Linked DNA regions of Homo sapiens: regions 1, 2 and 4 are each linked to region 3. Evidence: read pairs that join two places in POLR2A ChIA-PET (ENCODE). Cell type or tissue: K562. All regions are shown on one strand. Each heading gives the region's core, and the rest is flanking DNA. Links, peaks and the distances in the headings are about the cores only.

What was found. Peaks named below come from ENCODE experiments on the same cell type or tissue, not always from the same donor. Only the 100,000 strongest peaks of a DNase experiment are listed, where the experiment ranks them.
Region 1: POLR2A ChIA-PET joins it to region 3 with 5 read pairs; 3 of 35 experiments call an interaction of 5 or more read pairs at or near these places.
Region 2: POLR2A ChIA-PET joins it to region 3 with 5 read pairs; 4 of 35 experiments call an interaction of 5 or more read pairs at or near these places.
Region 4: POLR2A ChIA-PET joins it to region 3 with 7 read pairs; 8 of 35 experiments call an interaction of 5 or more read pairs at or near these places.

The regions. Positions count from the first base shown.
Region 1 is chr4:128,323,044-128,330,693 of GRCh38, reverse strand. No RefSeq gene overlaps it. Among named protein-coding and RNA genes, the nearest start is that of PGRMC2, 39 kb to the right of the region's middle. In K562, for the core only: no CTCF peak of the experiment used is centred there; no DNase peak of the experiment used is centred there.
Region 2 is chr4:128,683,975-128,691,624 of GRCh38, reverse strand. No RefSeq gene overlaps it. Among named protein-coding and RNA genes, the nearest start is that of LINC03140, 120 kb to the right of the region's middle. RefSeq lists enhancers at 4,539-5,276, 4,627-5,826, 5,277-6,015, 6,755-7,494. In K562, for the core only: no CTCF peak of the experiment used is centred there; a DNase peak (open chromatin) is centred at 2,604.
Region 3 is chr4:128,548,841-128,556,490 of GRCh38, reverse strand. It overlaps LOC101927259 (a long non-coding RNA gene), which reads left to right and starts at 2,938. Exons shown (of 3, transcript NR_187927.1): 1 at 2,938-3,129; 2 at 4,065-5,052; 3 at 7,236-7,599. RefSeq lists enhancers at 3,059-3,128, 3,149-3,338. In K562, for the core only: CTCF peaks have their summits at 2,987 and 3,420; DNase peaks (open chromatin) are centred at 3,140 and 3,270; H3K4me3 peaks cover 1,022 bases.
Region 4 is chr4:128,468,938-128,476,227 of GRCh38, reverse strand. It overlaps LINC02615 (long intergenic non-protein coding RNA 2615), which reads right to left. Exons shown (of 9, transcript NR_125882.1): 3 at 6,012-6,178; 4 at 5,679-5,876. Among named protein-coding and RNA genes, the nearest start is that of LINC02615, 45 kb to the right of the region's middle. RefSeq lists an enhancer at 5,489-6,688. In K562, for the core only: no CTCF peak of the experiment used is centred there; a DNase peak (open chromatin) is centred at 4,437.

The DNA.
Region 1 (7,650 bases), core at 1,381-6,380, 230 kb after region 3:
CTTTCCCAGTGCTTCAGACAATTTTTAGCTCTATAGTTCTTCCCAATTTAAAAACAAAATGAATTTCACAAACAGAATTGAAATGTCAAATTTTACTACCATCTGGATTTAAAGACTGCAAGAAAAACTAGGTTTGGGTTGTTTTATTTTTGCAGCCAAAGTGAATGTATTACAGTACATTTGTTTTCAGACCATTTACCTCTCTATCTCTATGCATTTCACTCCAGGGGAATAAGGTATTCAAGTGAAAAAAAGGAAACCATCCAGAAAATTCTAAGAGGACCCTATAAAATTCAGTAGCTGCATTCGATATAATGGAAGAAAAGTCTTCCAATTCCTCTTCATCATCATGAGGATAAACCCGATCTGCTCACTGCACTGAATTTAGAACCGTGAATGTGAGTTAACAACTTGGCTCTGCTCCTCTGGGGGCTTACAATCTGATATATGTAGAGACATAAAGGATGTACGGGCAACTTAACAAAGGCTTTATGGTCCATCGTTTTAAAGCACAATGCAGCCCCAGTGCCTCCAGCGTAGGAGAAAGAATGGCAGCAGCTGAGACGTATGGGGTGGAGAAGGGGTGGATGGTGACTGGCAGCAAGGACAGGGGTGACTGGGCACCTCAGGGAAGAGCCCAGGACTGGGACACATGCAAAAGGCAGCTGAGTAATTCCATGTACTACAAGATCCCCTCCAGAGTGCATCATTCAGTTCTCTCAAGAATCCCACCAAAAGGTTGGTCAAAGACTATCCACCAAATCTTAGACATGGAAACTAAGATCCTGAGAAGTTATGATTTGGCTTAGTGACTTCTGAGAAGCACAGCAGGAGATATGCCACAAAACGCTACGTTGGCTTTTGTCCAATATTCCCTGAATGGAAACCTGGTTTCTCCCCAACTTCGGGCATTCATTCAATTCCAACAAATGATTCTACTATGCCCCAAACACTATGCTAGATGCCGGGGATACAGCAGTGAAAAAGACAAGGTTCCTGCCCCAATTAAACTTACATTTAGCAGAAAATATAGATTTTACATTTTTTCTTTTATTAATTTTACATTTTTTATTGTAAAATATACATAACAAAAATGTACCATTTTAGAACATTTTTAGGTGTGCAGTTCAGTGGCATTAAACACATTCACATTGTTGTGCAACCATCACCAACATCCATCTCCAGACCCCTTTTCATCTTGTCAAGCTGAAATTCTGTACCCAATAAATAATAATCCTCCTTTTCCCTCTGCCCCCCACCTCTTTTGACCATTTTATCTGTTGTCTTTATGAATTTGACTTCACTAGATATCTCACACAAGTGGAATTATACAATATTTGTCCTTTCGTTTCTGGCTTATTTCACCTAGGATAATGTCTTCAAGGTTCACCCAGGTTGTAGCAAGCATCAGAATGTCATTACTTTTTAAGGTTGAATAATTCTGTTATATGTAAATATCACATTTTGTTTATCCATTCATCCATTGATGGGCACTTGGGTTCTTTCCATCTTTTGGCTATTGTGAATAATGCTGCTGTGAACATTGTTGTACCATTATCTGTTTGAGTCCCTGCTTTCAATATTTTGAATATACCCAGAAGTGGAATTGCTGGATCATATGGTAAGCCTATTTTTAATTTTTTGAGAAACCACTATGCCATTTTTCACAGAGGGTGCACTATTATACATGCCTGCCAGTAATGTCCTAGTGCCCTAATTTCTCTATATCCTCATCAACACTTGTTATTTTCTGGTTTTTTGTTTGTTTGTTTTTAATAATAGCCAGTATGAAGTGGTATCTCATTGTGATTTTGATGTTCATTTACAAATAATTAGTGGTGTTGGGCATCTTCTCACATTTATTAGATACCTGTATACATTCTTTGGAGAAATGTCTATTTAAGTCCTTTCCCCATTTTTAAATTGGATTTTTTGTTGTTATTGTTGAGTTTTAGGAGTTCTTTATATACTCTGGATATTATCCCTTATCAGATATAAGATTTGCAAACATTTTCTACCATTCCATGGTTGCTTTTTCATTCTGTTGATAGTTTCTGTCTTAGTCCATTTGCATTGCTATAAAGGAAAACCTGAGACTGAATAATTTATAAAGAAAAAAATGTTTATTTGGTTCATGGTTCTGCTGGCTGAAAGATTGGGCATCTGATAAAAGCCTCAGGTTGCTTCCATTCACGGTGGAAGTCAAAGGGGAGCCAGTGCACGGTGGAAGTCAAAGGGGAGCCAGTGCATGCAGATATCACGTGGTGAGAGAAGATGCAAGAGAGAGAGGGGAGGGAGGTACCAGGCTCTTTTTAACAACCAGCTCTGGTGGGAACTAACAGAGCGAGAATTCACTAATTACTGTGAGGATGGAACCAAGCCATTCATGATGAATCTGCCCCCATGACCCAAACAGCTCTCATTGGGCCCCCACCTCCAACACTGGAGATCAAATTTCAAGGTTTGGGGGACAAACATCCTAACTATAGCAGTGTGCTTTGATGTGAATGCCGATTTAAACAAAAAATTACAGGCTTTGGGCATGCTGGGAAAGTAAGAAGAAATCTCACGGACTGGGAGGATGAAACCCTTCCTCCCTCATTTGTTCATTCAACATTCACTGCTCTACGCAGTGGGCATACAACAGTGAACAAAACAGACAAATTCCCTGGCTCCAAAGAGCTCCCATTCTAATGACATTCTTGAAGTAACATCTAAGTCAAAAGACAAAAGATAAAGAGGAGATTGCTGGGGATTGAGCAGTAGGAGGATAAGGGAGAATGACAGAGTGGAAGGAGCTCTCTAGGGGCAAGAAACAGCCTGTCTGAAGGCCTTGATAAGATGAGAAGTTGCTATGTTTAAGGAACAAAATTAAGGCCAGCAAGACTTGAGCAGAAAAATCAGCAAAAAGGTTAAGCCTGAAAAAGTGAACAAAGCCCAGTTATAGAGAGTATATACTATGTTGGAACCTTGGTTTTCATCAAAAAGCAACAGAAAGCCATTTAGAGTTTTGGGCAGAAGGATGACATAAATAGTTATATTTATGAAAAATTACCTGACTCTAGAGAAGAGAAAAGATAGAAGGGTGGGTATGGGGGGCAAGAGACCAATTATGGGGATATTGCAGTAGTGAACCTTGGATCAGAAAGGTTGGAAGCTGCATTAATAATAACACTAAATAGAACTGACAAAAAGCTAACTCAAACTCTCTCAACTAAAGGAAGAAACTTATTGTTTCATAAAACATGAAGTTCCAAAGAGTAGTCTTAGGTCCAGCTGGATCCAAGGATTTCACATGAAGTCAACAGTTCCCCCTCTCTACCACAGGAATCTATATTGAAAACATATTATTTATAGCTGCTGAAAAACATTTTCACATTTTTATAGTTTTCCATATTGTGAATTATTTCTTCTAAAAGTAGAATATAAAAAATTACATTTACTGGATTTCTTTGCATTTAGAGTAAAGGTGTATGATCTAGGCATTGCCAAACAGATACAACTACAGGAGACTTGAATGTGGAGGGGAGTTATAATCAGTGATGGCCCCACACTGGGAGATTGATTTCCTGACAAGGACAGTGGTCAAGGAATCTAGTTCTTTTGGGGCAACAGCAACACAGATTATGGCTTCAGGTTCAGGGTTGGTGCCATATCAATTGGCAACAGGTAGTAGGAATGATGTTTTTGCCAGTATAATTTTTCAGCAAGATCAGCCAGTGTTCTTAGCTTCAATGTCCATGGCAATGAACTATCAAGCCTGTTTTCCAGCAATTCTGGAAATTCCTTGAGCTACCTAATATCTTTTAATAAATCCACTTTTGCTTATTTTTGGACTATTTGGAATGGATCTGTTGTTCATAATCAAGAATGTTGACTATTATACTCCTCCCTTTTTCTTGACTCCTTTCATGTGTTAACCTCAATCTCGTCTCATGCAGACTTTTTCCACATGGTAGGGAAAGGACTACCAGCAGTCATTAACTGGCATTTTCCAGCTCCATAACCCAAAAGGCGAGTCCCCTTCCATTTCAGCACCAAATTTAAAAGCTTGGGAAATAACAATAGCTACCATTAGTATAGCCATTAATATAGCATTTACTATAAACAGACACTAAGATGGTCTATATTTACTTTTTTTTTGAGATAGTCTCACTCTGTTGCCCAGGCTGGATGGCAATGGCATGATCATGGCTCACTGCAGCCTCGAACTCCTGGGCTCAAGTGATCCTCCAGCATCAGCCTCCTGAGCAGCTGGGACCAAAGGTACAGGCCACCACACCCGACTTTTTAATTGTAGAGATGGGGTCTTGCCATGTTGCAGGCTGGTCTTGAACTCCTGGGCTCAAGCAATCCGCCTGCCTCAGCCTCCCAAGAGCTGGGATTACAGGTGTGAGCCACCGTGCCCAGCCAAACTCATTTAATCTTTACCACATCTCTAAGAAACAGGTACTATGATTTTTCCTCATTTTTCAAAAAGGGAAATGATACAATAAATTTCTCAAGGTCATATAGCTAGGAAGTAATAGAATCAGAATTTAAACTCAAGCAATTTGACTCCAGAGTCTGTGCTCCCAATGCAGGGACATTCCAACACAGAAGTGCAGTAAAGATTTTATTCCTACCTCACTGGTTTCCCTTTCCAGAACAAGCAAAGGTCTGAAAAGGGAAGCCAGAGGAAAATCAGATAAAATCTGGAGGAAAATGTGATGGCTTAGAGAAGAAAGGGTTTCAAAAAAGGAGATATGTATCTACTCAATTAGAAGTTACCCTTCAAAACATGTCATATATTCAATTATCTCCATGTGTAAATTATTGAGAGACTGCAGAGAAATTTCCAAATGAAAAGTTACATCATTGAAGAGTAAAGTGAATTTTGAATAGGCTTTCATTATCTATTAATAATCATAACTTCAGAATTATTGACTAACATGTTTCATTTGTGAAGCAAACAATAAACATCATTAAGCATGAAAAAAAGAAGGAAAGAGAGATCAACTGTGTCAGATGCTAGTGAGAGGCTGAATTAGATTCAGACAGAAAATTGACCACTATATTAGATGCTATTGATAAACTGGATAGGATCTATTTCAACAGAGTGGTGGGTACAAAAAAGTGTACTTGGAATGGGCATATGAAAGGAAAAAAATGAGAAAGTAGAGACAGAAAGTATAAACAAATAGTTTGAAGACTGTGAAGAGAGGGAAAGAAATAAAACATATGAGGATGATGTGACGTCAAGGGAGATATAGTTTTATTTTATTTTATTTTTTTAGGTTCCCTCAAATCATGGGATTCAAGGGATGATTAATAATAAAACATGTTTGTATATCATTAGGAATAATTCCATGATGAAAAAAAACAATAATTAAGAAGAGAGAGGGTAACTCCAGTATTGAGGTCCTTGAGTAAACAAATGTGGATGTGATGTGATCTAAGACGCTAACAGAGGGGCTGGACATCAGAAGTAGAAACACTACTTCCAGTGTTCAGAAAGAAACATAAAATACATGGAGGGTACAGATGCAAGTAGATTGGTAGGTTTAGTGATGGGAAGATGAGGCAATTCTAAGTTAGCTACATTTCCTTGGCCGAGGTTATTGGCTGAGAGTGAATGGGATGAAAGAATGGAGGTTTTAGAAGAAAGATTGTCCTAGAGTGTAGGAGGGTGAATGTACCAAGGAAGTGAAACAGCATCATCTAGCAGCATTGGATTCCATTTGGGATTTACAGTGGAAAACTTTAGGCAAGTCCAGTCATCATGGTTGTATGAATTTCCTCTAGTAACATTAGTTTCTCAGGTGTAGTTACAGCATAGGAGGATAACTGGGTTTCACAAGGGGTGAGTTTTTTCAGATGTGTTCAGTGGAGAGAAAGGAAAACAAGAAAGTTCAGGTTTTCTGCAAGAATCTGGCTCAAGTGCCAGACCATGGAAGCTAGCTTAACAAGAAGATAAATAACAATATGAAAGTTAGGGAAATTAAAAAATAAAATCAGCAGGATCAATGGATTGAATGTCCCTATAGGGTCAAAGAACAGTTCCAAGGGAACTGGTAGGAGTGAGATAGAGACTCAAAATGTGATAATCAGACAGCAGGATAGTGATTGCTGTCCAGAGATTTTAAAGGCTATTGGTATTGACTGTTAATAATGTCTATGGTGTGGCTGTAAGAATGGCAGTGGCTGGTTGCAGTGGAGTGAAGATATTTGAAGTAGAGAAGTTCAAGAAATTGAGAGACCAGGGTACTGGGTGGATAATCTACAAGGACAGCAAAACCAACAGGATTGTAGGAATAATGGAGGAAATCAAATACAATAAACTAGATGATAAAGTCATCAAAGAATGATGAGAGACAGCAAGAGATTCTGAAAGATGACAACTATTAGAAGAGAGATTAGGTGGTAAAGTCTGAAGACATGAACTCAACAGACTTAGGGTTTTCAAAGTCAAAAGAAGGATAGATAGTTTGGAAGGATCAATAGGAAGAAAAAAGATACTTACTCTACCTACAGCCAAATAAAGGTTTACCAGAAAGGGGTCCCGATGCAGACCCCAAGAGAGGGTTCTTGGACCTTGTGCAAGAAGGAATCCAGGGTGAGTCCACAGAGTAAACTGAAGGCAAGTTCATGAGTGAAGTAAAGAAACAAAAGAATCGCTGCTCCATAGACAGAGCAGCCCCAAGGGCTACTGGTTGGCTATTTTTATGATTATTTCTTGATTATATGATAAACAAGGGGTAGATTATTCATGAGTTTTCTGGGAAAGGGGCAGACAATTCCCAGAATGGTTCCAAAAAGGGTTCCTCCCCTTTTTAGAATGTATAAGGTAACTTCCAGACGTTGCCATGGTATTGTAAACTGTCATGGCACTGGTGGGAGTGTCTTTTAGCATGCTAATGCATTCAGTTAGTGTATAATGAGCAGTGAGGATGGCCAGGTATCACTTTCACTGCCATCTTGGTTTTGGTGGGGTTTGGCTGGCTTCTTTATGGTGTCCTGTTTTGCCTGAATCTTGTGATACCAGTCCTGCTGACCTCCTATCTCATCTTGTGACTACAAATGCCTAACCTCCTGGGAATGTGGTCCAGTAGGTCTCAGCCTCATTTTATCCAGCCCCTGCTCATGATGGAGTCACTCTAGCTCGAACACCTCTGACAGAAAGACAAGACATCTTCCATTTGGGAGGAAACTGCTTCTAGGAAAGAAATTTCCTCAGGGAACAGCCAAGTTTCAGTTAGAGGAAGAAGGGGAAGCAAATGTTCAGAGAGCAGTTTTGGGATGTAGAAAAGTTTGGTAATGGAAAACCAAGAATTATAGAGGGCAGTGGAGGAGTCTGAGATTGCAGAGCAGCATAAACAAGATAGAGTGGGGAAGGTAAAAAGCAGTGTTGAGACAAGCGATAATGATCTAGGAGGTGTGGACTTCTAGCACTGAGGTTATTGGAATGTGGGGTATGTTGTGAGCTGTCCTGGAAGGCTAGAGGAAGCTGAGTAACCAGTGTTATCCAGAGTGTTTAGCCAAGAGGTGTGGGTCATTGTTTAGTCCCATATCTCACAGAGGCGTTTGGGCCTGGGGAATGGAAGAGGGCCTCCTAGAAAAACAGCTCATCATGGGTTGTAAGCTGTTCAATGAGCAGTGCTGGCTGGGGAG
Region 2 (7,650 bases), core at 1,838-6,837, 130 kb before region 3:
GTTTTGTTTGGATAATCTTTCCTACTGGGCATGGATTTTAATATTTGACTGCTGGTGGTCATGATCCCTTGCCCCTAAGCCAAGGGAAATTCCTGGAGGCTCTAACACTGTGATCCTGAAATTTTCTGGCTCCTGATATTGCAGCAGGACAAGCCACAGACAAAACTCCTCAGACACCGAGTTAAAGAAGGAAGGGGTTTATTCGGCCAGGGGCATCAGCAAGACTCCTGTCTCAAGAGCTGAGCTCCCCGAATGAGCAATTCCTGTCCCTTTTAAGGGCTCACAACTCTAAGGGGGTGCGCGTGAGAGGGTTGTGATCAATTGAGCAAGCAGGGGGTACGTGACTGGGGGCTGCATGCACCGGTAATTAGATCGGAATAAAACAGGATAGGGATTTTCACAGTGCTTTTCTACACAATGTCCGTAATCTATAGATAACATAACCGATTAGGTCAGGGGTCGATCTTTAACTACCAGGCCCAGGGTGTGGCGCTGGGCTGTCTGCTTGTGGATTTCATTTCCTCCTTTTAGTTTTTACTTTTTCTTTCTTTGGAGGCAGAAATTGGGCATAAGACAATATGAGGGGTGGTCTCCTCCCTTAATATGAAAAAGAAGATCCAGATGAATGGGAAGGAACAGGTATTGGCTGGCACAGTTGAAGTTTTGAGCCAGGAAGATGGAACACTGCCCCAAGCATGTCAGGAGCCAGACATGGAAAAAACATGTTGTGACTAGAGCCTGGAGTCTGGGAAGAGATATCAGGGTTAACATGTAAAACTTCAGGGGTTAAGTTTCATATCCCAATTATGTTCTTTGTCATTAAAATAGGGAGAAAGAAAGTGAGTTTTCCAGACGTATGAACTATCTATTGGCTAATGTCTTTATTTTACAGTTGGATATAGCAAATGTCAATGTTATTTAATAAAAATAAAGTATGCTGAGAAACCCCTGGTTTGCTTGGTTTTGAGACTACTTTGCAGGCAACAAGTGGGGCAGAGTAGTTAGTCAACTTTTAGTAAGTGGTTTGAAAGTATTAGGAGTAAACCACCTGTTAACAGGGATATGGCAACAATTTATTAGCTCTTCTTGAGTCAAGCTTTGTTGGATGTAATATTAATATTTTCTGCATTACTCCAGTACCAAATCTTCCGTGATGATAATTTGAAACAAACAGACATATTAGGGGAAAAAAAAAGGAGATAGGGTAGGAAAGTGGTAACCACTTAATGGAGATCTTCTGTAAACATCATTACTGTTTTAAGGAATCTGTTAACAAAATCGTCCTGCCTGGCTGCTGTATTTGAAAAATAAGAACAAATCTCTCAGAAAGATTGTGAAAGACTTTGGAATGGTCAAAAGATTACTGAATATCCTTTCAGTGAAAAGATAGGCCTTGTCTAGAAGACCCTTGGGGCTTTTCTGATTTTATAAAGGTCTGTGCCTTTCACTGCCTTTGACTAGGCTACTTTACAACTCCGTAAGTTGTAGAAAACGGATAGTGATGCAAATGATCCTTATCCATAGAGATGCAAATGAATTTTGTCCAATAGAGATCCATTTGATTTTTCCCTTGTAGAAAAGATGATTCCAGCCATTACATTTTATTGGCCTATTAACAAGTTTTGCAGCTATTAGCAATTTTATTTCATCCTTTGTGATTGCCTATATACGTGTGTGTCTGTTCTTCCAATTTTTTCTTTAAACTTGTGACATCTTACTGGTTTTCTCATTAATAAAGGAGTTACATAAAATCTTTGGCACTTGTACATTTTATATTTGTAGGACAGTCATGATTTTAATTTAAAAATAATAATTATTTTTTTTTTCTCTTTTCTTTTCTTTTCTTTTTTTTTTTTTTTTTTTTTTTTTTTGAGCCAGAGTCTCTCTCTGTTGCCCAGGCTGGAGTGCAGTGACACTCTCATGGCTCACTGCAGCCTTGACCTCCCAGGGTCAAGCAATCCCCCCGCCTCAGCATCCTTAGTAGCTGGAACTACAGGCATGCACCACCATGCCCAGCTAATTTTTTGTATGTTTAGTAGAGGTGGGGTTTTGCCATGTTGCCCAGGATGTTCTCAAACTCCTGGGCTCAAGCAGTTCACCCGCCTTAGCCTCCCAAAGTGATCCACCTTGCTGGGCCCTTGAAATAATTATCTATTAACAATTCCAAGCTCAAGTAAATATATATTAATTCCTTCCAAAAACATTAATGATTTTTTTTTGGCCTGGGAGGCTCCAGACTTTTCTAACATCTGTAAAAGGAGACCAAGTTCCAGGACTCAAACAAGCCTCCAAAGTAGGCAGATCTCCCTCTCAGCTAATCTGCTGTAATGTAAAACCATGACTGAGGTTTGCCTAGACTACGGCTGACTATGCAGAGTTTCTAAGGACATGAGTCTAGCCATTGCTTGCCCATAAAAATCCTTACAAGTACTCAAACTGCAAGAGACAAATGAAGAAAAACAATGAAAGAATGTAAAATGCAATGATGGGATAGCAATAAAATTATAGACTTGACAGTTCCTCCCTTTCACACCAAGAAAAAGAGATGTTTTGAGTTGGTCTTGTTTGAAGCAGTGTTATCTCTCGTAGACAGCCTTGCAGCTGAGCACTAACTGGTTTTCCAGGGCTGAAGAGAGTTAAGTCATTTCTAAATGTCTTGAACTCATGTTTAGTACGGACTTAAGAAGAGAATAAGGTTCAGAATGACAGCATGGTTTCCAAAGTTTGGCTCTGAATGGTGAAATGTCTGCTGAAGGGGTTCAGAGCATGCCAATTCAATATATAACTGTAGGAGACCAGAATATGCCACCCCTAAATATGCCTTTTTGGCACAAGGATTATTTTCAGCTGGTTATTTTGAGAAACCACAGACATAGGAGAAGCTCTCAAAACAAGAGTAGAAGTTACCCTTTTGTAAGACAAATTTATATTTACAAAGGAAATCTCCATTCATAAGGGTGTCTCCCAATCTATATCAGGAGGAGAAGGATGACTAAATCATTAGAGGCTCTCCTAGATGGAGAAGGCACTGACTTAAATCTGCTTAACATACCTTACCCTTGTTTATCATACTTTTCCTGACCATCTCACCCTAACCATAACCGGCCTTTTCCCTACATCCTTTCTTTGTTTCAATAAATGTTAATATTTAAGCCTAAAGTTTCAACTGCTCCTTTGAGATCTACTCTAGAGATTTATTCTTGGAGATTTGATCTTTGAGAGTTCCCTCAGTATCTCCCATATATATAGGAGGCATACATGTTATTAAACTTTGTTTGTTTTTCTTTTGTTAATCTGTCTTTTGTTACAGGGAGTCCTAGTTAATAACCTTAGAGGGTAGTGAAAAAATTATTTTTCCTCTTGTACACTGCAGAAGCAAGAAATGAGGTCCAAAGGTGAACTAAGAGGGCACAAAAAGTGTAATATAAATGTCAGCCTCTGCCATTTCCCTGTAAGGGCCTCCTTCTGTAGTTTTGGGACAAAGATGAGTCTCCCGAGTCTTGGAGCTGTGTTTCCACAGACCCTTCTTATTACATTCTTTTTTTTCTTTTTTTCCTTTTCTTTTTTTTTTGAGACGGAGTTTCACTCTTGTTGCCCAGGCTGGAGCGCAATGGTGCGATTTCAGCTCACCGCAACCTCTGCCTCCCAGGTTTGAGCGATTCTCCTGCCTCAGCCTTCCCTAGTAGCTGGGATTATAGGCATGCGCCACCACGCCTGGCTAATTTTTGGTATTTTTAGTAGAAATGGGGTTTCTCCATGTTGGTCAGGCTGGTCTCAAACTCCCAACCTCAGGTGATCCACCCACCTCAGCCTCCCAAAGTGCTGCAATTACAGGCGTGAGCCACTGCGCCCGGCATTTTTATTTTATTTTATTTTATTTTTAAAGAGACGGTGTTTCCCTGTGTTGCACAGGCTGGTCTCCAACTCTTAGGCTCAAGGGATCCTCCTGCCTTGGCCTCCTAAAGTGCTGGGATTTCAGGCATGAGCCACCACACCTGTCCAGTACATCCTAACTGACCCAAAATCTATATAGTTCTGTCCACATGGTGTTACTAACTTCTCTTCAGTCTCAGTGGGGACTCACTAAGGAGTCCAGGCTCCAGACCATGTTGGTCAGACTCAACTGAAAAAAACTGCAATGTAGGAGGGAAAGTTTGTAAGCTGTTTGCTAAAGATGACTGTCCCCATAATCCTAGGAAAAGCTCCAAAATTAAACTTCATATTGAGTCTCTTCAGACATTCTCCAGATCCTAACCTAGTTTTCCAGCTCTTTGAGAATGTGCTACTCTCAAAGAAAGCAAAGTACGTTAAGAGCCCAGGTTGTGGCAGGAAACCATGTGGATTTTAAATCTCGGCTCCACTATTTGTTAGTTGTACTGTAATCTCAGGGGGTAGAGAGGAGGCTTCAATTCTGTGTATTGACTCTTCCATCTACAAAATGGGGACCATGATCCTATTGACTTCACAGGAATGTCGTGAAGTTTAAGTGAGTTAACTCAAATAAAACACAGAATAGTGCCTGGCACTAGTAAGTGCTAGATAAACATTAGCTGTTAAGAAGCAGTGTGTGACTAAGAGCTGGATTCAAATCATGACACACCACTTAGAAACTATGTGTCATATGGCAAGTTACTGAACTTCTCTGTGCACCTGTTACAGTAGGTAGCTAGGCAGGCATGAACAGGGTATGAGAGGGCCCCACAACCCCCAACCAGGAATGTCAGGCAACCATCAGGTGATGGCCAGGCAGTTGTTAACTGTCTCTCTAAAATAATAATTGTGGCTGGGCACGGTGGCCTGTAATCCCTGCACTTTGGGAGGCCAAGGTGGATGGATCACTTGAGGTCAGTAACAACCCCAGTTCCTCAACTTCAAAATTGGGAAACAGTAGAATCTAACTCACAGATCTGTTGTGAGGATGAAAGAGTTAATATGTGTAACTCTTTGAGGTCAGGAGTTCAAGACCAGCCAGGCCAATATGGTGAAACCTCATCTCTACTAAAAATACAAAAATCAGCCAGGTGTGGTGGTGGGCACCTGTAATCCCAGCTACTCGGGAGGCTGAGGCAGAATTGCTGGAACCCAGGAGATGGAGCTTGCAGTGAGTAATTGGTCACAGCCGGTGCCAGGGAAAGGCAGTCTCCCAATAGTTAGGAAAAACCTGAAACTGGTGATCAATAGCTTCCCGATAATGAGAGAGGAGGAAGGAAGAAACTGGTCAGGCAGGCAGTTAGGGTGAGTCCTCAGCAAAATTCTTTCAAACAAAAGAACAGCATGAAAAATCAAGCTGTGGGCACAGATAAGGGAACTTGCACAGGGGAGCTTGCCTAAGACATGTCCACAGCCACGTAGATAAGAAAGGCTACACAGGAGACTTGCCCAGACATGCTTTCAATGGAAAATTCCATCCCCTGACACATGCACAGTAAGGGGAACAAAGCAATATGGAGTAACTCAAGTTAAGGGCCCACATGCCCACTAGGAGGATGGGGTGGAGCTACCAGAAATTCATGTCTTATGCAAATGAGATGCCCAGCCCTCTTTGGTTTCTTATAAAAGACTTTGTGTTCAGCTGTGAAATGGAATTCCTCTTTTGGGCTCCCTCTCCGTGGTAGAGTTTTCTTCTTTCACTCATTAAACTCTCGCTCTAACCTCACCCTTCGTGTCCACACTCCTTAACTTTCTTGGTTGTGGGACAAAGAACTTCGGGGATACCTTGAACAACAAGACTGTGACAATAAGATCTCAGGAATTGGGTGAGTGGGCTCACCTATGTACACTAAGAGGCAAAATGGTAGAGTTTAACTGGTATATGACCTCCTAGGGACATTTGGCTGGTAAGGGAAGAAAGCCTCAGGTGAGCATGCATACAACTCCAGTAAACACACTGTGCATGCTCCCCTCCTAAGTACTAGCAAGCCACTGCACATGCGGACAGCCCACCCCAAGGGAAGAATCAGGGGAGAGAAACACAAGATCTCGAAGTATGCCAACGTATAAAACCCCAAGTCAAAAGGTCAAACCATGAACTTGATTTCTCAGGTCGCCTGTTTGACCCTCTTCCAAGGGTACTTTCCTTTCTTTCCACTCCTGCTCTAAAGCTTTTTTTTTTCTCTTAGACGAAGTTTTGCTCTTGTTGCCCAGGCTGGAGTGCGATGGCATGATCTCAGCTCACTGCAACCTCTGCCTCCCGGGTTCAAGCCAACACGCCCAGCTAATTTTTGTATTTTTAGTAGAGACGAGGTTTCTCCATGTTGGTCAGGCTGGTCTCAAACTCCCGACCTCAGGTGATCCACCCACCTTGGCCTCTCAAAGTGCTGGGATTACAGGTGAACCACCGTGCCCAGCCTAAAGCTTTTTAATGAACTTGCACTCCCACTCTAAAACTTGCCTTGGTCTCTTCTTCTGGCCTATGCCCCTCAGTTGAATTCTTTCTTCAGAGGAGGCAAGAACTGAGGTTGCTGTAGACCCATAAGGATTTGCCATCAGTAACATCCCCAGTTCCTCAACTTCAAAATTGGGAAACAATAGAATCTAACTCACAGAGTTGTTGTGAGGATGAAAGAGTTAACATGTGTAAATTACTTCATATTAGCGCTGATTAAAAAGTTTATGTTGTATCAAGTAGTTATTACTACATTTATAATTATTAGATAGTGCTGTTTTTATGTATACTTCCTCAGTGCAAGCCTCCTTTAAGAAAACTCACCACAATGGGGGAGAAGAGACGGAAAGGGAACCTATAAATTAAAAGAGACATAAGAAAGATCAGTCACTCACATTGTACGACCCTTATTTGGATCCTGATTCAAACAACAACAAAATGTGTTAAAAAAAAAAAAAAAAAAAAAAAAAAAGAGGCCAGGCACAGTAGCCCCCTCTCTGTAATCCCAGCATTTTGGGAGGCCAAGGCAGAAGGATAGTTCGAGGCTAGGAGTTCAAAACTAGCCTCATCAAAGTAGGAAGACCCCTGTCTCTACAAAATAAAAATTTAAAAATTAGCCGGGCATGGTGGTGCATGCCTGTAGTCCCAACTGCTGGGAGGCTGAGGCAGGAGGATCATTTAAGCCCATGAGTTTGAGGCTGGAGGGAGCTGAGATGGCGCAAATGCACCCCAATCTGGCAACAGAGTGAGATCCTGTCTAAGAAAAAAAGACAGTTATAAGCTAATTGAAAATGCAATCATTGACAAGATACTTGATGATGTAGAGGAGGAAAAGTAACTTTCTACCCTTCTGAGTTCTTAATTGGAATGCACCCCTGTAACAAAAGAGATTAACAAAGGAAAAACAAACATCAGTTTAGCAATATGTATACCTTCCTGTCTCTCCAAAAAAAATTTAAGTGTCTCTGAATTCAGACTTAGCTATTATCCTCTGCTGAACAAAGAAAGAAGTCTCTTGGGACCAGTTATGGGGAGGTAACTGAGAAAAGCATGAAAAACAAGGGTAAGGTTTATTACGAAGATTTAAGTCAGTGACTTTCCCATTGACAAGAGTTTTTCTGTAATTTTGTCATCCTCCTCTTCCTGATACCGAGGAGACACCCTTACAAATGGAGATTTGCTTTATAAATGTAAATTTTTCCTAAGAAAATGGTAATTTCTACTTTCTTTTTAGAGTTTCACTTGTGCCTGCTATTTCTCAAAAT
Region 3 (7,650 bases), core at 1,119-6,118:
CCCCAAAGCCATCACAACTGTTTTGTCTATCAAGACTGTGTCATTGAATCATGTAGACACATAGGCCAGGCCAGAACTCAAACTTCTCTGAAAAGCACTGATTTTTTGTCCTTAACAAGTCTAAAACAATAATCCTCCCAATTGCAAACAACAGTATCACCGTATTTTTATCCTAGTCATCTTCATTGATGCCTATAGTGTAACATCAAGAAGTATAATCTCCATGTAGTGAAGAGCTTGATAATAAAAATCTACAAAATGCATTTCTGTATACTAGCTCCTAAGTTATAACTGATATTTATTCTAAAGTAAGAGATGGAACCTTTCCTTCCCCTTCTCTACCCTGAAGATATAAAAAATTTACAATTTGAGAAACCAAAGAAAATCTTAAAGAAATGTTATAATGTATAAATTATAGCTACCAATACTCAAAATGAGTCAAGAATGAAAAACATTCCAAATACATACCATTAATAATGTAATGTCACCTTAATTTTGAAGTTTATGTAATTGATGCTTATATGTTGAGATTATTTCCCCTAATAATAATAATGGATTTGCATTGACCTGTTATTATTAATAGGGAAAATAACCTACTTTTTAGGGGCCCTTTATAAGCCACAACATGTTTTTTAAAGATGGTTAAAATTATCTTTAAGTGAGCAGGAATTGAATCAATGGTCATGGCCCCATTAGTGTGATGCTCCATCAACCGAGTGCAGCTGGAGAGCTCATATGTGTTTACTGATGTGGTAACAGGAGGGGGGCAAGCCAGCCTCATCTTGTGCATGTCAGTGCCCTTGTTCAGACTGCACTGGACAGTTGGCATCATTCTTACCTTAACTTGTGTTCAAAACATTATTTGTTAGCAGATGATATCTTTCTTTTTGAAGATTACTGGCATATCCATTGACAGGGTGGGTGAATGGGCTAGTAAACATAAATTTAAGGACTCAAAATTATTTGTTATTACAGCTGGAAGGAATTGAGTCAAACATCAATACTCTACAGATGAGAAAACTGCAGTGTGAGGAGGTTAAGTCCCTTGCCCAAGGTCATGGAGGTATTAAGTGCTGGAGCTGGGACTAGAATTACATCTTCTGTTTCTGCACTGGTCTCCACAGTGAAGGCTGCTGGATTCCACACTGGTATGTGGAGGAAATGACTTGCAAGGGTAGAAAGAAAGAAGCTTTGATCTCCCAATGGCTCAGAACTTCTTTTAAAAAGTGATTTTTGTTGGCATGACCGGGAACACTGCCCTGGCAAGTCTCTGTTGCCTGACCTCCTCTATATAAACCCAAGCCATGGTCAAGGGAGCTAGGAGCTCTGGCTGCCTTGAGGGTCCACATCTGGGCAGGCACCAGGAGAATTGCTCTGAGGCTCAGGCTCCTGACAATTGTACATATACCCGGGGCCTACATTCAGAATTCTTGTCTGCCGATGAGGTTCAAGGGCCAGTTGTAGTGCCAAATCAGGCCCTGGAGGTCCCCCAAAGTGCTGGCCATTAAGTCTTTAGTTCCTGGATTTAGAGGAGGCCAGGGAGGAGGTCCTAGAAGTGAAGGCCAGGGTACACTTGGGGTGGTGTAGAGTATTCAGTGGGTCTCATGCAGTGATTTACCAACTAATGGATATTTCAATAATTAACAACTAGTACATTTTACTAGCTTATACAGCAGTCCTAAAATCAAGCCTGCATATGCCCATTTCAGATGAAATACTCTTAATGAGATACTCAGTTTAGAAGTATCCCAAGGAGTAAACTCAGTTTTATATGCTGGTGCAGGAAATGTTACCCAAAGTATGGGATGTGCCCTGGGAACCTGGGGCCCACACTGAATCATAGTGTGTAGGTCCCCAATCCACCCACCCCAATCTCTCATTTATAGGCCCCATACCCCCTACCCCTGCCAACTCATCCATCCCTTCAACACACACACACACACACACACACACACACACACACACACACGCATGCATACACAAGGCAAACATCACAAGCAATTCTCAAAAGAAAATTACAGAAGAACATGAGCCTAAGGGTGTATGTGTATAAGGGTCCTTGGCTTACATATGAGTCTCTGTCTTTCTCTCAGCTACCTCATTCACCTAAACATCTGTTAGGAGCTTTGAGATTCTTTAAACCTGCATGAGTGACACCAGGAAAATTACCCCATCCTCAAACAGGTTTGGGCTCTAGGAATGATTCTGCCCAGCAGCCCATCTTTCCATCTAGTTGAGACCGAGCAATGAAGTCAAAGAACATTCTTTGGTCAAATATGTTTTGGCCTGGATTTGCTAGAAGAGCTCTTTGGACTTGCTGAGAACTCAATTACTGAATCTTCTTTCATTTAGCTTTTGTGTTTCCTGGACAGAACTCAAGAGGAAGATATTATTGTAGTGGGGTTAAACAAGGTCACTCTAGTCTGAGTGACAGACAATAATAACGAGCCCCAGAAAGGTACCTGTTTTCCAGGGTGGTGTGATCAGTATTACACAAAAATCTTGCAAGCCATCTTTTACGAGGCCAGCAAGATCACAGAAGGCAATACCCAGTTTGCTCAGAGACAAGCTGTTTGCTAATCAAGTTTTCTTATACTCAGAACTATGGAAACATTTTCAAAGGTATTATTCTCGGCAGGTTTCCAATAATTCAACATTTCCAGACTTATCCAAATGGCTTCTGAAATATTTGCTGTTTGTTGAGAGCAGCTTTCAGGATGAGGTAATTAAAAGAAACCTATCAATTTGAGATTTTTTTTTACCGTGAGTAAATAATGTTGACATACTGTTCAAATAAACCCACAATTTACTGCAATCTGTTTTTAGAGAAACCCTCCACTTTAACCTCCAAATAGGAAAAAACGAAGAGACTTTCCTCTTCTCATTTAATCAAGAACATATGTTCAAAGATAATACCGGAGGCTTATTCTGGGAAGCGTTCTGCTCTTCCTCCGACAGCCACGCAGCGAGCTCACGAGGCAGCCTCCACACATAATGAAAGCAAACGCCACCATAAATCTCCCGCTCGGCGGAGGTCACTTCAGAAAAATCGCCCGCTGCTCAGATAAGCACCAGCTTTGCTGAGGAACATGGAAGGGGGAAAACACCGACTGTGATAAACACCAGCAGGTAGGCTCCAAATGGAGGCCAACCCAGGCAACTCGGAGAGAAGGGAGCCGGGATGAAGCAGGTGTGTGTGCGTGTGTGTGTTTACACACAACAGCCCTGGCCCAGTGTGTTCTGGCTGCGAGAACAAGCAACCGCACCACGAGAGGAGCTGCTCTCCCCCCCGGGAGGAGAGCTCCGGAGGCACCAATTTTCATTAAACCTAGGAGTACACACAGGGGCAGGAGGCCAAAACAGTCCTCGAAACTGAGGCTTTTAAAAACATCTGTTGGCAGCGTTGAGATCCTAGAAGAGAGAGAGAGACGGAGAGAGAGAGAGAGAGAGAGAGAGAGAGAGAGAGAGAGAGAGAGCTCAGAGTCCAGCACTTTCATTTCCAGACTGTGAGTCATAAAAGGAGTACGTAAATCCCTATCGCCAGAATACGCTGACCCAAGTCTGGGTTTATGAACACCTGAAGTACATTTCATGAGAATTAGCTTTAAATATCAACCTGATCACAAAGCTTGAAAGGTTTTCTCCCATCTCAGGATGACTGGAGTCCGCTGGAACCTGGAATGGAGTTTTCTGACAGCAAAGGATTACAGGAGCGTAACAGAAATTATGGAGATTTCCCCGCTAGGCATAAGGATGCGATCACTGTAGGCACCTGTGGGCCCAAGCAGGTTACCCACCAATATCCCTTTAAACACCAAATTATGGACTATTAGGCCACTGCTTCAAGGCTTCTACAAATGTGAAACCTTGACAAATTCCCAAATAAAAGCCATAAAACCAATCATTTTTTAAACCTGTATGAGTGACACCAGGAAAATTACAGCAGTGTGGCAGGTCACTGTGAAATAAAGCTGCCAGAAAGAAGCTTACGATGCTGTCATGGAAAAGGCAATTAGAAGGTTACTTTCTCTCAGGTCTAAGATTGGTTCTTGTTCTTCCTACAGCTCCCTGCCTTCCACCTCCCTGCTGCAAAATGGATCAATCTATAATAAGTAGTAGTTATATATCATAAGGCAGCAATTCCTTTTAGTTGTTCCACTATAAAAAAGCATCCAGATTTAGAACTTGACAGGAACCAGTATCGCCTGCCCCCCAGAGCCGGCAGAAAGTCTGTGTATGTCATTCAGCCAGCATGGAGTCTGGGTGTTTTAAAAGCTTTAATTTGAAGGGGATAAAAAACCTGGGCGTTAAGCAATTTGGCTGTGGATATTTAATGCATCAGCCACGCTATAGAATTGGAGTCCTCTATTTAAAATGAGAAATTGAAAACTTACACGCTCTGTAGGCAAGGTGTAAGTAAATGTAGGATGGTAAGCAGAAATCAGCTGAGAACCTGCAGAAACGCCATTAGAAGGACTAATGGCATGGTTCAGAAGTGGCCTTAAACAAATGCTAGGGTGTCGTTTGTAAGTGTGTAAAACAGGTCTGGCTTTTAATTAGCAGGAGCCATATCTCCCTGTGTTTAGGAAAAGGCATTACTTCTCAAAGAGAATATCCTAACGGGGTCTACATAGGGACCAGGAGGAAACAATGGCCCGGGAGTTGAGATTTGCCTCAAGGCACGTTCCTCCTCAATGGCAGCGTGGAGATTGGAACTCAGTCTCCTTATCTCTAATTTCCACTCTAACACACTTATTGTAGGTAGAAAAAATGCATCCCAAAGATGTCTACTTCTTACTCCCCAGAACCTGTACATACAGCACCTTACATGGCAAAAGTGACTTTGCAGATACGATTGAGTTAAGGGTTTTGAGATAGGGAGATTACCAGGTGGCCCAACGGAATCACAAGGGGCCTGATAAGTATGAGAGGGAGCAGAAGAGTGAGGGTCAGAGTCAGAGAGAGACTGGAAGATGCTATACCACTGGCTTTGAAGATGAAGGAGGGGGACACAAGCCAAGGAATGCAGGCAGCCTCTAAATGCAGGAAAAGGTAAGGAAATCGGTCTTACAGCCTCCATAAAAATGCCATCCTGCCAATGCCTTGATTTCAGCCTCATGAGACCCTTTCAGACTTCTGATCTCTAGAACTGTAAGAGAATACATTGCGTTGTTTTAAGCCACTAAGTTTGTGATGATTTATTACAGTACCAAGAGGAAATCACTACAGTGTTCTAGCTGGGGATCACATTTCCCCACCTCATTTTGATCTACTCAAAGTAGTCCATTACCTCAGTGCTGGTTAGAGTCTTTATAAAAGCAAAAACAACAGAATTCAGATGCTTCTGCAGTTCTCTCTGGTATGGAGAGCAGGTGTAATCCCGAGACCCATAACCTAGAGTTGGACCAGCGTGTACCAAGGTGGGGCTTGGCAGGAGTGGTCCACCCTTTTGGGAAGGAGTGTTTTATCACTGACATTGTTAAGGGTCACCACAGCAGATTTTTAGTGGGTTTTGTTGTTTTTAAATTCTCATAGGCAGTGCACCTCTTATTGCCTGTTCCAGCATGATCTGCTCCCACTGCCCACACCCACCATTAACCTCCACCGTTGGTCTTTAGTGTCTTCTACTTTCCTTTTTGGATTTTGTTTTTGTTTGTTTTATTTTTTAAATTTTTTAACTTTCCTTTATGACACTCTTTCTTGTGGCACCTTGTTGGCTCTCTGCTCTGTGTCTCTTTCCCATATGAATGATTCCTAAAGGAAAGATTTTTTCTAATTATCAGCTCTGTGTTAAGAAATTAGTTGGAAAGAACTTAAAGTATGAGGGTTCATCAACTATTTCTGGTGTATTAGAATACTCTATTTCATTTGGGTGTGTTTCATTAATGACTTCTACCCTCTTATCCCTGCTGCTTCTGTAAAGCCTTCAAGACCCCTCAAAGTTAATCTCTACAGGTGAAATTTCAGGCTCCTGGTTTGGGTGGGCCTTTTCCAGAGTGTCTCATGTACACTTTGTAGATACAGCTTTGGAGTCAGACAGACCGGGGTTTGACTCCCTGACCCACCATTTACTAGTGATGTCACCTTGAAAAAAATTATTTATTGTCTCACTTTGTTTATCTGTAAAATGGAGAACATAACAATGATCTTGCTCCATAGTGAGAAATTAATGCGATTTTGTATTTCAAGTGTTTAGCAGAGTGTGACCCACACAAGCCACAGAAATCGTGGTGGTGGAGAAGTCACAAAGTGCTTGGTGCCCATACTTCTCAGATTCTGAAACTTCTGGTCACGTAGGATTTGAAAGCCCATTTACATCCTATGGGGCCAGAAGTTTCAGAATCTGAGTGTTGAAAAGAAATATCCACCAAATGTGTAACAGCAGCAAGCATTTACACATAGCTAGCTGTGAACCTTCTTCTTGGATAGCGGGCTCCAACAAGAATAAGCAATGGTAAGAGATGATCTACAGCCCTGTCCAAAAGAAGCTCATGGTTTAGGAGGGAGAAGATATAAAGACATAATTACTGAATTACTGGCATTTATCACTCTATATGAAGTGTCATTACAACTGAGGATGATGAGAAGACCCAGGAGACAAAATCTTCCAAGGGAATCAGGAACAAGGGCACAGAGGTAATGAATTTTGAGTTGGGTCCTGGAGCGTGAGTAGGAGTTTGCAAAGCAGAAAATAGGAGAAAAATTATACCAGGCAGAGAAAAGTGTATAAGAAAAACAAAGTAAAAGAATATCAACAGAGAACATCTCCTGAGCATAACAATAATATTGAAGCCATGGGTACAAATTAAATCCAGTTCAATGAGTTAAAGCCATAGCAACTTGCACTGAATCATCAACAACTTAACTTTCTCTGGATCTGCTGCAAAGTGATTTCAGGGTCACACCGAACATTCTTCCTTGACTAAAAACGATGCCTTGAGAATTCACTGATGGCCACAGTGCAATCAATACTAATCAGGTAATACGCCCTGGCCCTGAGATAACAGAGCATCTAGAATCCCAATGTATGAATTCATACCTAATCTATATACTGCCTTATATGAGTGGAGGATTTGTTCACATTCCAAAGCATTTTAGTAAGATGCTAAGAAAAATCAATAACTTATTAAATACCAGTTACCTCATTAAAACAAACAATTAATCATCTTTGTTGCTATTATATTGGGACCACAGATCTGACTTTATATATTTTTCATTGGTGTGTATGCTCACAGGTTTACTCCATTCATTAGAGGAGATGACAGAACTCTTGACAGCAATGCTATCAAGAAGGAAGTTTCAGTTTAAGAACCCCTCTGGGCTTGCAGAATGACACACACTGCAGCCAAGATGGTGCTACTATAAGAAATGGACTCCCCAGCACGTTATTGAAGAAAAAAAAAACCTGCAGCAATCAAAAAAAAAAGGGGGGACGGGGGCAAATCTATAACTTCAGCTGGAAGTGATGAAAATTAACTGTTAGAAGTAGAAGAGACCTTATGCTACTAAAATAATAATCATCACTTCAAATATTTCCTGCTCTTGAAATATTTTGTCAGTGCCCTGTGATATCGGGAAATAAAGTTACGTTCATTTCCAGTTTTAAGATGGAAATGGGAGTTCACATTAGCGTACATACATATTTTGTGA
Region 4 (7,290 bases), core at 2,291-7,290, 81 kb after region 3:
GGGTTTCACCGTGTTAGCCAGGATGGTCTCAATCTCCTGACCTCGTGATCTGCCTGCCTCGGCCTCCCAAAGTGCTGGGATTATAGTCATGAGCCACTGCGCCCGGCCTTTCCCTAATCTTCCTACTCATGATTCAAAATAGTTCTGTTCATGGGCTTTTCGAAGGTCGTCACCATGGGCAGGATAGCAGTTGTTCCTCGTCAGCATCCTAAGGTAGTGACTACCACTGAAGCCTATCAGAGTTCATGGAGAGTTTTTAACACCGAGACCTGAATTCCAAAATGCTTTGACACTTTAAATCAGGGAAGAGGTTGGAGTGCCAGGGCTATGTCTCCCCCACCATATGCCTGACAAGTACAGAAGGCTGGGCCAGCTGTTCTCAACTCCCCTGAAGATGCTGAGACAAGTGTGGGTCACCCCACATGGCACTGAACATGCAGACAGAGACCACAGGGCTGTTGCAGAGGAACCAAGGAGGAAACAATTAAAAAACACATAAGGAGAACTGAAAGGCAAGTTTCATATTTATTTGCCCTTTTTTGCTAACTCAAAAGTTCAAGGAGGGCCTGAAGTCATTAGATGTGACAGAGTACATGTTTTGATCATGGTGCAGTAGTTCTGCATGTTGTACCTTTGCCTGTGTTTTACCATTTGAGAATGGATTTGAACAAGTCGGCTTGTCTCTGCAGTGAAAGCCCTCAGGGGGTCATCCTCAACATGAGGCACCCATTGTTGACCAAAGCCATTGGCTAAGACTTGAAGTGTTTCTCAAACACTCAAAGAACTGAAGTTGGTCTCAGAGGCCGGCATCCTTTCATCCTGTGCCTCCCACTGATGTAACTTAGTCAGATCACAGGTGTGCTAACAAGGCAATTGAAAGCAAACTCTTTTTGCCAGCAATATAAACACACTCCAGGTTCTTTTTTTTTGAAATGGAGTCTTGCTCTCACCCAGGCTGGAGTGCAGTGGCGCGATCTCAGCTCACTGCATGCTCCGCCTCCCAGGTTCACGCCATTCTCCTGCCTCAGCCTCCTGAGTAGCTAGGACTACAGACACATGCCACCACGCCCGGCTAATTTTTTGTATTTTTAGTAGAGACGGGGTTTCACCATGTTAGCCAGGATTGTCTCGATCTTCTGACCTCGTGATCCGCCCTCCTCGGCCTCCCAAAGTGCTGGGATTACAGGTGTGAGCCACCGCGCCCAGCCCTCCTAGTTCTTTTTTTCCTTCACTGCTCTCATCACTTATTAGTTTACCACCATCTTCTTGGCTTCTAGGAGATTTGTCTCCTGATTTTTCTTGATTTCTCGGGTTGCCCTTCCTCATTCTCCTCACAGACTCTTTGTCACTTCTCACACCTCCACCTCCTCATCAGGCCACTTTTCTCTTCATTCTTCCAGCTCTCAGCACCTCATCCTCCCTCATGGTCTAAGACGATCCCGCTCCCCGCTGACCGTCCCTGTGGTAATAGAAGCTACACAGAGTGACAGCACCCACTCGGCAACACAGTCTTTCACCCCAGTTACTGTAGTGGCCTTCTACAATGTTCCCTGGTCCATGATCTTGCCCCTTCCTATTGCATCTTTCACACTGTTGCCAGCATAATTGTTCCAAAATAGAAATTCCATCATGCCACTCTCTACTTTCAATCTTTTAATGGCCCCAGTGGCTTTGGGGCCATTAACATCTAATTTGGGGATAAAAATCTAAATTCTTAATATGGTATAGAAGCCTGTTCCACCTGGACCTGTCTACCTCGGCCCTCACAGGTGCCCTTCACCATCCCCATCCCAAACAACTTGCATTTTAGCACATACACCATGCTATTTCTCATCTCTGTCCTGGAACCCCCTCTCCTTGCCTCCTACAGGATGCCCAACTCTCATGTGTCTTTCCAAAAGCAGCTGATGTTTCCTCTTCAGAAAGAAAACTCTCATTCTTCAGGCTACAGCAGGTGCCTTTCATGTGTGCTTCCTCTATCAAAGCACATTACAACAATAATTCTTATTTTGCTGTTTGTTAATTTCTTCATATCCCTCTTCCTGTGTGCCTAGTTCTCAACCGCAAGCATGTTTGAGATACTCAATAAGTATTGCACGAATCAATTATAGCTCAACCATGGATCAATATGTACACTACTTTTCTTTGGTCAGTTCTGACTTGTTTCACTTCCTCAAGTTGCTCCTATTCTAGCAAGAGAGACAGAAAAGTAAGTAGATATTCCTAGTATAATAATCTCAGAGGATTCATGGGCCCTCTAGGCTCATCCAGAAATCCCATATTAACAACTATAAACAATGAGGAAATAGACACACACAGGACAAATCAGAGAACATCATTCTTTAGTAACATATAGTGTCAGAGCCTTGTCAGAGCATTTGCATTTATTTATTTATTTTGAGAGAAACAGGGTCTCACTCTATCGCCCAGGCTGGAGTGCAATGGCACAATCACAGCTCATTGCAGCCTCAAACTCCTGGACTCAGAGATCCTCCCACTTCAGCCTCCCGAGTAGCTGGGACTACACGTGTACGCCCCTAGGTCTGACTAATTTTTTAAATTTTTTGTAGAGATGGGGGTCTCCCCATGTTGTCGAGGCTGACCTTAAATTCGTGGGCTCAAGCAATCCTCCCACCTTGGCTTTCCAAAGCACTGGGATTACAGGCATGAGCCACTGTGCCAGCCCCAGAGCATTTGCTTTACAAAATAAGGCTGAAGAGTTCAGAGCCATACCTGCCCTCCAAGATGGTCTGTCTCCCAGTAGGCAGCAGCTTTGGATAAAGTTCACTTAGCCAGTTTTGAAACCACCTAATCAAGGTGATTCAAAACTTGGTGAGGTACTTGGTAAAATGCTTTGTGGTAATCCTTTGTTTTACTCTGATATACCAATCTCATAAACTTTAACAAAAAAATTACCGCCTAGCTTTTTATTTCTCTTCACCCAAGAGTCTCTTTCCTGGGGTCCTCTGTGGTCTACAATTTCCTTGGGAAGTTTCCATCCTGTCTTTCTCATCTTGCCATCTTCAATCTGTTTCTCTTCTGCTGCTCCCAGCCCTACTTTCAACAATCTAATTCACAGAGTATGGACCCTCATTTCAGCACCTGCCCTTGGCTCTGTTCACCACTTTTTTTAATCTCATGCCTTTCCTACCATGTTGAGCATTTTTGCCTCATCTCTCCTACCCCTCCCTAGACATTGGCTGGGCTTTTTCATCTTCTACTGTGAAAGCACCTGATCTGGTCACCACCGTGTGGCACCTAGGCAGTAGCCTCTGGTTTGCCCTGAAATGTCATCACCAAAATGCACACTGACTTCACAACTATGACACTGACTATAGTAAGAAAGAGTATGACAGCAACACACAGCACTGGGGTCAGGGTTTCTACATCTCATTTCCCTTTGCAACTGGTATGACCCCTGTATGAGTTAACTGGCTTGATTGTTTAGAGCTATAGTTCTTAAGCTTCTTGTGAGCTGCAGAGCCCCCTACTCAGATAAACTCTTAGTGCTAGCAAGTAACATTTAAAACGCTGACTGGTTCTGGCTGATGTGGGCGTAGAAGTCCAGAGCCTCCTTTGCCTCTTGTTCCCATGACCCTCAGGGATTCTGCAGAGCCCCAAGGTTTGAAAAGCCCTGGGGGAGGGTACTTTTTTTTTTTTTTTTTTTTTTTTGAGACGGAGTTTCTCTCTTGTTGCCCAGGCTGGAGTGCAGTGGCGTGATCTCCGCTCACTGCAACCGGGATAGGGTACGTTCTAATGAAGCCCGTGTGGCAAGCTCCACACCATTCAGGTTTTGCCATAGGCTATGCAATATCCCAGAAACCAATGTGACTTCATGGTTATGTGGATAGATCCTAGGAAAGACTGTCAGGTTCAAAGCCCCACTCCCCCAGTCACTAGCTGAGGCTGATTGGACAATTTACTTAACCTCTCTGTGCCTGAGTTTTCTCATCTCTTGAACAGTGATTATAATGGTTCCTGCCCCTTTGTTTGTTAAGAAGATTAAATGAGCTCACAGCAGAAAGGGCTTAGAAGAATACCCGGCCAGGCACAGTGGCTCACACCTGTAATCCCAGGACTTTGGGAGGCCGAGGTGGGCAGATTACCTGAGGTCAGATGTTTGAGATTAGCCTGGCCAACATGGTGAAACCCCGTCTCTATTAAAATACAAAAATTAGCCAGGCATGGTGGCACACGCCTGTAATCCCAGCTACTCGGGAAGCTAAGGCAGGAGAATTGCTTGAGCCCGGGAGACAGAGGCTGCAGTGAGCTAAGTTCATCATGCCACTGCACTCGAGCCTGGCCGGCAGAGTGAGACTCTATGTCAAAAAAAAAAAAAAAAGAATGCCTAGCTGATCTAGAGAGGTGGTAGATAAATGTTTGCTACTATTATCTTCTAAAACCATACACTGTCCTTAAGGAAGACCCAGGGACACAGTGTAAGTGACTCAGCACAGCCTTCCATTACCACAGAACACACCCTGTGGTGGGAGCCAACACAGTCCTCCTCCTGCATGGGGTATGGCAGACTGGTCCTTTGCAAACTGTGTCTTAGAGTACATAAAGTGGTAGCTCAAGTTCCTAAAAAGGGACATTGACTTCATCCAATAGAACAACTGGCTCCACAAAGGAGTTTATTTCCCAAAGTCTACTACAGATTTAGGTCAAGTGAAAGATTATACACAGTGCACAGCTTTTCAATGGAAATGGACTGGGCCATTTGATTAGACTTGTAAATTCTAAGGTTAATTGGGAGTTGAGCATTGCAATTTCAGGAAATTGGTTACTAGGCATGTTTGTATATTTCTGAATCTGTCCCGTTTATAGCTGCAAATATATGCCATTAATTTATGATTTTCTTTCTACAGGCTTCACCAGGGTAAACACAAATAAAGAGATTAGTCATTAAACCCAGAAGGAATTTGAGAGCAGGGCATAAAATTTAAAGAAGGTTATACCCTGAAAAAAAAAATGATGTGAGAACTAAAGGCAACAGAAAATTAGCTGCTAAATCTTTGGGATAATGCAGTTTTACAGGTTGTTTTTAATAATACTTGCTATATTGTACTTTAATCTGTGATCTTCCAAGCTAAGCTAAGAAACTCCCAAGGGAAGAAGGGTAGAGGCCTAAGTAGTGTAAATAGATCTTTCCTAGAAAAATCTTTTCTTTCCTGAGTTTGTGTTTCCTTTATTACTTTTTGCTCATCAAACCTAAGGGGAACATATAAAGTATAGATACGGACTCTACTTCCAGAATGCCTACTTTCCCGACTAAAATCTGGAATGAGAAGAAAGCTTGGAACTGTGATTCTTAAGGCTCAGCCCGAATCAGATCCCTTCCCAGCCAGCACAGGAAGTGTAGGAACAGCTTTGTCAGCATCTTCATGCTCATGCCCTTGATGAAAGAGGAAGGAACTGGTAATGATATGGTCCACAATACCTTATCCTCAGTTCCAAAATCCCAAAAGCCCTGCAACCAAAAGTTTTTCACATATTTGACATAAAAACTCCATAGGTGGCAAAAAATCTGACCTTTTTGACATGAGGTTCTACATAGTCACTACTGACCTGAGGATGACGATGCATATATGTTGTGGTCAAAATATTAATACATTTGCTTATGAGGTGCTGACCCAGACTCTACTGGAAATACTACATATGCAATATATACCATTTACCTTTCTAACATCTGAAAAGTTCTGAAATCCCAAATCTGTCTGGTGGCCGAGTCCTAAGTGATTTGAGGTGAGAAGAGGTCTGAGAAGACAGGACACCACTGTGGCTCTGCAGAAGGAAAGTGACAGCATATCTAGAAAGCTGGTGTACTTCAGATGAACAGGAACTCAAAGGGAGCTGTCAGGGGCATCCATTTCAGCCTGAGGAGCAGAAAACCAGTGCAATGCATGACACAACAGTCGCTAGCCACACTCCTTAACTGACTGCCCATCCCTGTCTGCTGGTACCAGTCGAGGCCCAGGTAAGCACAGAATGGGAGATATTGCCACACCTACCCTCCCAGAATCCTCATCTCAGGACCCACAGCAGTATTTTTGCAAGCATCTTTCTTCATTTTTTCTTCTCTTTCACCATCTCTCCACTTCAGTTTCTCTTCCATTCTTCCAAATTCCACACTATTGTCACTCAGAATTCACTGGTGGTGATGGAAAGTCTAGGAAACCTGAAAAGAGCAAAATAAGTTTCCACCCTGGTTATACCTTTTTTTATTATTATTATTCTGGATTCAGACTGCCTGGGTTCAACTTATGACTCTACCACTTCCTAGCTATGTGACTGTAAACAAATTATTTCATCTCTTGTTGACTTAATTTCCTTGTCCATAAAATAGGGATAATAGTACCTACCCTAGACAGTTGTTGAGAGGATTAAATGAGCTAATAATATTAATATTATTATGTGAGCTAATATTAAATGAGCAAATATTATTATTAGCTAACAGAAAGTGCTTGGCATATAGTGAGTGCTTCGCAAACATAAGCTGCTATCATTTTTATATGTGTCTGTAACTGTCTTCTAAATAAATTTCATACACTGACAATGTGCTTTTTTTCCCTGTAGAATTCTTTACATCCATTTCTTAAGTTGGTACCATAATGGCATTTGATGGTCAATAATTACTTGGTAAAAATGAAGATAAAGGATAAGACAACAAAGAGATAGATGCACAATCAAAACCTGAGTATAAAGTTCCAACATTGCTTTCATGATATCGCCTACTATAACATTCTGGTGGTGTGCACAGTTTCTCCCTCTCCTCTTTCCTCCTCTTGCTAATTTGTTTTGAAAGCTAAAAAATAAAATGAAAAAAGGGTAATGAAACATTTGATATACAAATTTGAAATAAAACTATTAAGCAGAGACAAATCTTTGAGGTAGTTCATATTATATTCACATTTTTGTTTTCAGATTACCTATAAACACTAATGTAAATAATGTAATAATCCAATTGTCCAACTAATAACACACTGAGAACAGTTAATTATGCATTAAACTGAAGCCCAATTATTTGTGTATGGCAACTAGAAATCTTTCCAATGATATATCCTTCCCTGATACCCCACAAACTGTCCTAGAGGTTATGCCTTGGAGTAGATGTCTCCTGACTTCCCCACCACGTTTAGAGTAATGCCTGTCCAAACTGGCATTGTGGGCCATCTCTACCAGTGAAATCATAAACTTCATGTACATTTTTAGTGTCCCCAACTCTGAGTCCATGGTTGTACTGGGAAGGCTGGGAACCCTATATACTAATCTACTCCTCTCTCACCTACT